Linked DNA regions of Mus musculus: region 1 is linked to region 2. The links are chromatin loops, found by intact Hi-C in ENCODE. Cell type or tissue: gastrocnemius. All regions are shown on one strand. Region 1 overlaps 4933427D14Rik (RIKEN cDNA 4933427D14 gene). Region 2 holds the start of Gm46286 (a long non-coding RNA gene).

The links. A loop is a pair of places that touch in the nucleus more often than their neighbours do. Peaks named below come from ENCODE experiments on the same cell type or tissue, not always from the same donor. Only the 100,000 strongest peaks of a DNase experiment are listed, where the experiment ranks them.
Region 1: a loop joins it to region 2, with 2.7 times the contacts of the local background. A loop is called at or near these places in 1 of 42 quality-filtered maps.

Annotation. Positions count from the first base shown.
Region 1 is chr11:72,183,029-72,187,028 of GRCm38, reverse strand. The region is part of intron 7 of 4933427D14Rik (RIKEN cDNA 4933427D14 gene); the gene reads left to right. Among named protein-coding and RNA genes, the nearest start is that of 4933427D14Rik, 22 kb to the left of the region's middle. In gastrocnemius, no CTCF peak of the experiment used is centred here; no DNase peak of the experiment used is centred here.
Region 2 is chr11:72,050,629-72,054,628 of GRCm38, reverse strand. It overlaps Pitpnm3 (PITPNM family member 3), which reads left to right. Exons shown (of 20, transcript NM_001024927.2): 19 at 2,660-2,788; 20 at 3,269-4,000. The coding sequence ends at 3,574. It overlaps Gm46286 (a long non-coding RNA gene), which reads right to left and starts at 3,460. Exons shown (of 3, transcript XR_001780248.2): 1 at 3,247-3,460; 2 at 2,841-2,945. In gastrocnemius, CTCF peaks have their summits at 1,787 (motif pointing left) and 2,903; DNase peaks (open chromatin) are centred at 2,167, 2,897, 3,442, 3,927 and 1 more place; H3K4me3 peaks cover 896 bases.

The DNA.
Region 1 (4,000 bases), 130 kb before region 2:
CCCCACTTGAGATACCAGTTGCAGGTCTTAGGTAGTCACTTGCCATTCGAAATCTAGGCTTGGTGGGATTGCTCACCCAACTCACATATACCCAGTACAAAGGCTACCTAGCATACAGGACACAGGTGGATACTAAGGCCAGGAGTGTGGGAAGGGGCACACTACTTCCAAGCACTTCCATGTATACAGCAACTCAAAAGCTCTCTGAAGCCCACAGTGTAAACAGCTATGGGGCTCTCATCACAGGGGCAGGGTTGATTATAACACAAGTCCTACCTATGTTCTACCCTTCCTTGAGTGTGGGGGATGTGCAGAATGCAGGAGGCTTGCCTCCCACTCACTCTCCTTGTGACCTTGAACAAATGCTTCATTTGTTTTCCTCACCTGAAGAATGTTAGTAATCCTGTCCTGCCTGCTCTGGGAGGCAGCATGATAGGGTGCACATGGATGTGAATTCTGTACCAAACATGACTAACCATTACTATGGAGTGAAACTAGGATATGGGTAGCCAGTTCTCATGTGCTGTGCACTTGCTTCTGGGAGCAGTGTGGGGATCTTTAGCTTTGTTTTTCTTGTTCTTAGAATTGTTCAGGTCACATTTTTCTCTTTCTATTTTAGATAATAGCACTCTTCCTGTTCCTAATTCTTCATTCTTATTTCCTGCTCCCTACCCAATACCTCCAAAATATTATGGGAAGCCCCAAGGGAGGGAAAATGTCTCTCTGTCATTTGGGATTCATGATTGAGCCTAATTGGGTCAGCTTCCTTGTGATTTGAGTAATTGTTGGCTAGTGCATTTCTTAGAGACTTCTGACTACTGATTGCATTAGTGTACCGTGTGAGGATGGCTGGTGGCTGCCACGCCGCTGGCAGCAGTGTCCTCAGACTCAGCTTCCTGTGGATTTGCACGGCATTTGCTGTCTGATTGATGCATTCACATCTGAAAAGGTGTCAGGACCTAACAGCCAGCATTGCTTCAATAGATGTAATCTTGGGAGTCACTAAGCTATAGATTGAGTAACAGGAGTTAGTCCTGTCATTCTTCTGTTGTGCTTTGTAATACTTGCTGTGAAACTGACTGAGCTTTGAGAACATCTAAGGAGAACAGTGGTATGGGGGAATCTGGGTCCTGACTTACTGTTGCTAAGGAAGAATCACAATAAAGCTTTCCTTTGGTTCAAAGACACATACACACACAAGCACACACACACACACACACACACACACACACACACACACACATTTTACATCCCAACTGCAGTGTCCCCTCCTTCCCTCCTTTCTCTCTTCCCGGTCCCTCCCCTCTACCCACCCAAATTCACTCCTCTGTTTCCCTTCAGAAAAGGCAGGCATCCCATGAGTATCAACTAAACATTGCATATCAAGTTGCTGTAAGACTAGCCTCCCCTTGTATTAAGGCTGGCGAGGCACCCCAGTATGAGGAAAAGGGTCCCAAAGGCAGGCAAAAGAATCAGAGACACCCCCTACTCACACGGTGAGTCCCCAAAGAAGACCAAACTACACAACTGTGACATGTGCACAGAGCCTAGGTCAGTCCCATGCAGGCTCTCTGGTTGTTGGTTCAGTTTCTGTGAGCCCCTATGAGCCCAGATAGTTGATTCTGTGAGTTTTCTTATGGTGTTCTTGACCCCTCTGGTTCCTGTAATCCTTCCTCCCCTTCTTCTGAAGGATTCTCTAAGCTCCACCTAGTGTGAGTCCCTGCATCTGTTTCCATCAGTTGCTGGGTGAAGCCTCTCTGATGACAGTTGGACTAGATGCCAATCTGTGAGCATAGCAGAGTATCATTAGGAATCTGCTCAGTGGTTTGTTTTCCCAGTCATGGTTGGTTCAATTTAAACAGAAAGGATAACAATAATAAATACCCTATATCTGCTATGCAGTTTAAAACATTTTACTCTGGGATTTTTTTTAAAAATGTGATAAGTACTGTTAAAGTCTCTTGAATACCTCCCCCCATTCCATTTTCTTCCTTCACTTTTTAGAGGTTTCCATTATAAGCCTCTTCTCTTTTATGTCTGAGCTGCTTATATGCACATCTTTAACATACTGTTTCACACATGTGCCATTAGTATATGTCAGTCTGTAATATCATTATTTTTTAAATTAGTAAGACTTATTCACATTAATAGGTGAAGTCTAATTTTTCCAGTACTAGAGTTCAAACCCAGGGTCTTACAGTAGGAAAGCTGAACACCTCTGATCTACAGTCCCAGACCGGATGATTCTAACTTTTTAACTCTTATATGGGTCTCCTTTGTATGGATAAACCATAAATAACTTTCATCTCTTCATACATATTAACAAACACTTGGGTTCCCAGTTTTCTGCCATCAGTCTTTGTATGTGGTACAAGGTCTCACTACACTGACCAGGATGGCCAGAACTTCTGGAATTGAGTGAGCCTCTCTTGCACCTTTATCTTGAATAGCTGAGAATACACAAAGATGTCACCATGCCATTCTGCTGGCTGGTTCTGCTTCTATAAACAGTGACAGGGTGACGTCAAAGCTGACGCCTCCTCTCTGTGTTTACATGTGCAAGTTCCCTGGGCCGAGCATGCCTGTAACTCAGCAGCTATACTGAGAATCTTCAGCCTTGGAGGGCATTGATGGAGCCACTCATCCAGGGAGTTAAGCCCTTCCCTCCCACACTGCTGGTTTCTGAGTTTCCACCTTCCTCATTTATGTTTGTGTCATGCTTCACATTTCCCCATCCTAATGGAAGAATCCTAGCTTACGGCTTGATTTCCTGATTATTAAATGAAGTTCATCATCTTTTTTTTTTTTTTTTTTTTGAGTCAGGGTTTCCATGTAGCCTTGGCTGCCCTACAGCTCACTCTGTAGACCAGGTTGGCCATAAACTCATAGAGAGAGAGATCCGCCTGTCTCTGCTTCATGAGTGCTGGTATCACAGGTGTGTGCCACCACCTGGCTGTTTGTCATTTTCCATGCGTTTATTGACCACTTGTTTTTCTGCCTGGTTTGTAGCTTCCATGCTTTGCTCATCTCTCGGTTGAACGGCTGATTTCCTATATAGGTCTGTGAAGGTTCTGTATATCATCTGGGTATTGATACCGTGTTAATGACACACATTTCAGAGATTTCCTTCCAGATTTGGCTGATTTACTATGGTGATTTTTTTTTTATCAAAAGCAGTAGTCCAGTATAAATAAACTCTAGTAAGTTGGTACCATATTTGAACTTAAGACAGTTTTTTCTGCCTTGATGACATGATAGTATTCTCCTATTGTTTCTTCTTAAAGTTTTGAAGGACTTCATGCTGTTTGTGAGCTAAGCCCTGTGCAAATGTGGGCATAGATTCCACTTTGGTTTCCATGTGTGCATAGTAGTAGTCCTCAGTCCACATCTGCTGGGCTATGGCTCCCATCCTCTGCCATTGGTCCCTGAATCACTCCACACTGCCTTACTAAGATTCCTGTCTCTGGGCAAGAAATACTCCTGCCTCCATTTTATTTCCAATTTTGTTGTTGCTTTTCAAATTTGTCAGATTAATTTTTAGAATTTTATTCTTCATATGAATTTTTAAATTTTGAGTTACTATTTTATGCGTGAATGTTTTGCCTGCATGGGCATATGTGTACCACATGTATGCGTGGTGCCCTCAGAGGTCAGAAGAGGGCATTAGATTACCTGGAACTGTAGTTATAGATTGCTAGGAATCATCTTGTGGATGCTGGTAACCTAACCAGGGTCTTCTGAAAAGAACAACAACAACAAGTGCTCTTAATTTCTGAGACCCTCATAAGAATTTTAGGATCAATTTGTTTAAGTTTTGCTTGTTTGCTTGTTTGATTTTGGGTTGAGACCCACTATTGAGTCCTTACTGACCTGGGACTCTCTGTGTTTGTCAGACTCACCTCAAAGAACTGCCTGCCTCTGCCTCTGCCTCTGCCTCTCTGTCTCTCTGCCTCTCTGCCTCTCTGCCTCTCTGCCTCTCTGCCTCTGCCTCTCTGCCTCT
Region 2 (4,000 bases):
GGGATTAAAGGCATGTGCCACTATGCCTGGAGGCTGAAGGCTTTTGTGTAAGGTTGTGGTCCTGGCAGTGTGTGTGTATGTGTGTGTGTGTGTGTGTGTGTGTGTAAGAGAGAGAGAGAGACAGAGACAGAGAGACACAGAGAGAGACAGAGAGAGAGACAGAGACAGACAGAGACAAACAGAGAGACAGACAGAGAGACAGAGACAGACAGAGACACAGAGAGAGGCACAGAGAGGAGGAGAGTTATTCTCAGGCCACCATGACTGGGAATCCTTGTTTCATAATCTCCTGGCTTTGATGGGGTTGATGACCCAAGCGATTCCACTTTGACTTTGACAACTTTCAGCAGATGGAAAGTAGCCTAGAATGTTCTCAGGATACAGAGATACAGAACAGGGTTATGTGCAGGCAGGGTCAGATCAAGGACAGGTGAGAGCTGAGGCTGTAGTTATCACGAGACACCCAAGCTTGGTAGGTCTTATAAACTCTGAAAACCAGATCAGCTCTTGGGATCTCTGCTGAGGGCAGTGCGGAGCAATGGGTAAGTCTGAAGTAGGGCAGTGACAGCATCTAATTTGGGTTGTAGAAAGATCCCCCCTGGCAGCTCACAGGAGAACGCACTGGCAAAAGGAAGGGGGGGTAGTTAGGAGGCTGTTATTCCAGCAAGAGACAGAAGTCTAGAATCCAGACAGTAAGCGTGAGACCAAGAGAAAGGCGTGGAGAAAGTCAGGAGAATCAGTTGGTGGCATTGTCAGAACTTGGGAATGATTACAGGCAAGGAGCTCTCAGATGCCCCATGGCCTGGCCAGGAGAGATCAAGGTGCCATTGGGTTTATTCGCATTGCTCAAGGTGTATCTCCAGGGTCTCTCTCTCTCTCTCTCTCTCTCTCTCTGTGTGTGTGTGTGTGTGTGACACACAATGGGTGCTCAATAAGTGCTAGTGGAATGAGCGCACAGATGAATACATGGATGAAATGAGAACGGATACAGGAGGAGGAGGAGGCAGGGAAAGATGAGATCAGACATGAACATGAGGCACACGGATCATGAGCCATGTGGCTTCTAGCACATGGATCAGGGCAGTAGCCTGGGCTGCAGACTGAGGCTGTGTGGGAACAGGCATCCCCCAGGAATGGCTGGATCCAGGTGAAGCTGTGATGGGCTTCTGAGAGCAGAGTGAAAAGCCAACAGAGAAGAGTGAGGATAGGGAGGGTTTCCAGGAGAGAGAGAGAGAAAGAGAGAGAGAGAGAGAGAGAGAGAGAGACCCTTTCTTGTGAAGGTGGGACAGTGACAGCTGTCTGACAGCTGAAGATTGGGCAGTGAATGATCTTGGTGTGGAAAGGACAGTTCTAAAGGCCAAGAGGATAGAGCAGGTGGGTACAGAGTGAAGGTAGGTCTCATCCTGGAGCAGGTCGTAAGGGTGGGAGGCCTCAGGCGCTCCATGCGGACAGTGCACACCACCTCTCTTTCTGCCCTTGTGACAGACACCTGAGAAGTTGACTTGAGGGACGAAAGTCTTACTCAGCTCATGAGACCAGAGGTGTCAGCCTGTGGTCTGCTGGTTCCATTGCTGTCGGCCTGCTGTGGGAATAAATTATAGTGTTGGGAGTGGGTGGCAGAAGAAAGCTGCATGCCCGGTGGTGGCCTGGAAACAGAGCAAGCCAGAGGATAGCTTCCTCTAACTAAGCCTTCCCTAAGTCCATCTAGCTATGAACTAACTCATTAATGGATCAGCCCCATTGACGAAGTTAGCACACACCAGCTCGTCACCTCTCAATGGCACCACCTACTGGAGACCAGGCTTAGTGCACATGTGCTTGTAGGGTACACTTCACATTTGAACTATAGCTGACAGTAAGTCATCCCAGTGATGACAGTGCGTTTTAAAGGAAGGAAACTGCAGCTCCGACTTAAGTCCCCTGTTTTAGCTAAGGTTACTGTTGCTGTGGTGAGATACCATTACCAAAAGCAAGTTGGGGAGGAAAGGATTTGTTTATCTTATACGTCTGCTTCCTAGTTCATCATTGAAGGAAGTCAGGACAGGAACTCAAACAGGACAGGAGTCTGGAGGCAGAGGCTGATGCAGAAGGCATTGAGGAGTGCTGCTTACTAGCTTGCTTAGCCTGCTTTCTCTTTGAACCCAGGACCGCCAGCCCAGGGATGGCCCCACCCACAATGGGCTTGGCCTTTCTCCAGCAACCACTAATTAGGAAAATGCCCTGCAGCCAGATTTGATGGAGACATTTCCTGAGTTGAGGTTCCCTCCTTTCAGATAACTCTAATTGTGTCAGATGAGCACGAAACTAAACCAGACTTCCTCAGTGAACATCATAGGACAAAGGGTGACACGGATACATCTCTACCAGTTGGGTGAGATTAGGGTGATGAGCTAAAAGAAAGCACCCCTAGACAAGGGGGGGAGTTCACCAGACCAGCTATCAGGAAGCACATAGCCAGCCTAGAGCTTGCCTCCAGTTCAGGTTCCATAATGCAAAGAGCTCTCTAATGTGAGGAACTGGGGCAGGGAAGGGGCAGTCATCTGGGGGTGGCTTTATCAAAGGTGGATGATGGCTTGGTGTCTGAGTGCAGATGAAGGGTTCCTCAGCGGGGGCTTCCTAAGTCTTCCTCCCTCTTCACCAGCTTGCTTTTGTGTTTCAGTGTTTCATCAAAATCACTGCTGCCTATGGCTCCACGAAAGATATCTCTGTCTACAGTGTGCTGGGCCTCCCTGCCTCCCAGATCTTCATTGTAGGCCGGTCCACCAAGAAGTACCAAACCCAGTGCCAGGTGTGTGAGGGCCAGGGAAAGGGGTTGGGGCAGCTCCCAATCATCCAGTTACCTGCTCATCCTTTCTTTTATTCATTCACCTCTACTGAATGATGCCTTGGGCCAGGCCCCCTGCTGGATGCATGGGAGAATCCAAGTGGCTGCGATGTAATGGCATCTAGGGGAAGGGAAAACATCAATGACTTGTATAGCATAGCAGTGCCATTCTGAATGACAGAATAATGGGGCTTTGGAGATGAGCCACATACTTAGACTTTAGGGCAAAACTTGCTTCCGGGGAAGTGGGTGGAGTGGGGACGAAAGACAGTTAGGAAGAGCTTGGCATACAGACATAGGGGAACCCTGTTATGATAACGAGCCTCCCTGCTACTGGTTTTGGAGTCCGGGAGAAGCTGCAGACTCTCACGGAGGATGTCTTAGGGAAGTGGTGGTGCCGGGAGACAGGGTCAGATGCTAACCTGACGCTTGTTGCCCCCACAGTTCCTGAGCGAAGGCTACGCAGCACACCTGGCGGCACTAGAAGCCAGCCACCGCTCTCGCCCCAAGAAGAACAACTCGCGCATGATCCTGCGCAAGGGCAGCTTTGGGCTGCACGCGCAGCCAGAATTTCTGCGCAAGCGCAACCACCTGCGCAGGACCATGTCGGTGCAGCAGCCGGACCCACCGGCCGCCAACCCCAAGCCCGAGCGGGCGCAGAGCCAGCCCGAGTCCGACAAGGACCACGAGCGGCCGCTGCCCGCTCTCAGCTGGGCGCGTGGGCCCCCTAAGTTCGAGTCGGTGCCCTGAAGGGTGGGCGGTGCTCAGTACGGTGGGCGCAGCTAGGCGGCCTGAAGGGATGGGAAGGGTTGCCTTCTCCCTGACACAGGCGTTTTCCTGCTTTTTCCCTCCCGTGTCTGTCCAGCAGTGTCCGACCAGAGCAGGGAGGGACCTTGCCCTGACATTGGGGAGCTCTCTGGGCTGAGATGGGGTGAAACCCGGGTTGTCTCAGTGAAGTCGCCGCCGCCTCCCCACTCCTGTGCCCGCAAGCTGGAGTCAGGGGTAATGTTTGTGTGTGTGACCCTGGGGCCAGGCCTGCCTGTGCCAGTGTTTGGATAAAGTTGACCATCTTTTTGCGTGCTAGGTTTCGGTAGCCGCACTAGGCAGGCTCTAACAAGAGAAGCCCCTAGCGCTGGCTGGGCACGCGGCCAGGTAGGTGGCCGATTGCAGGTACAG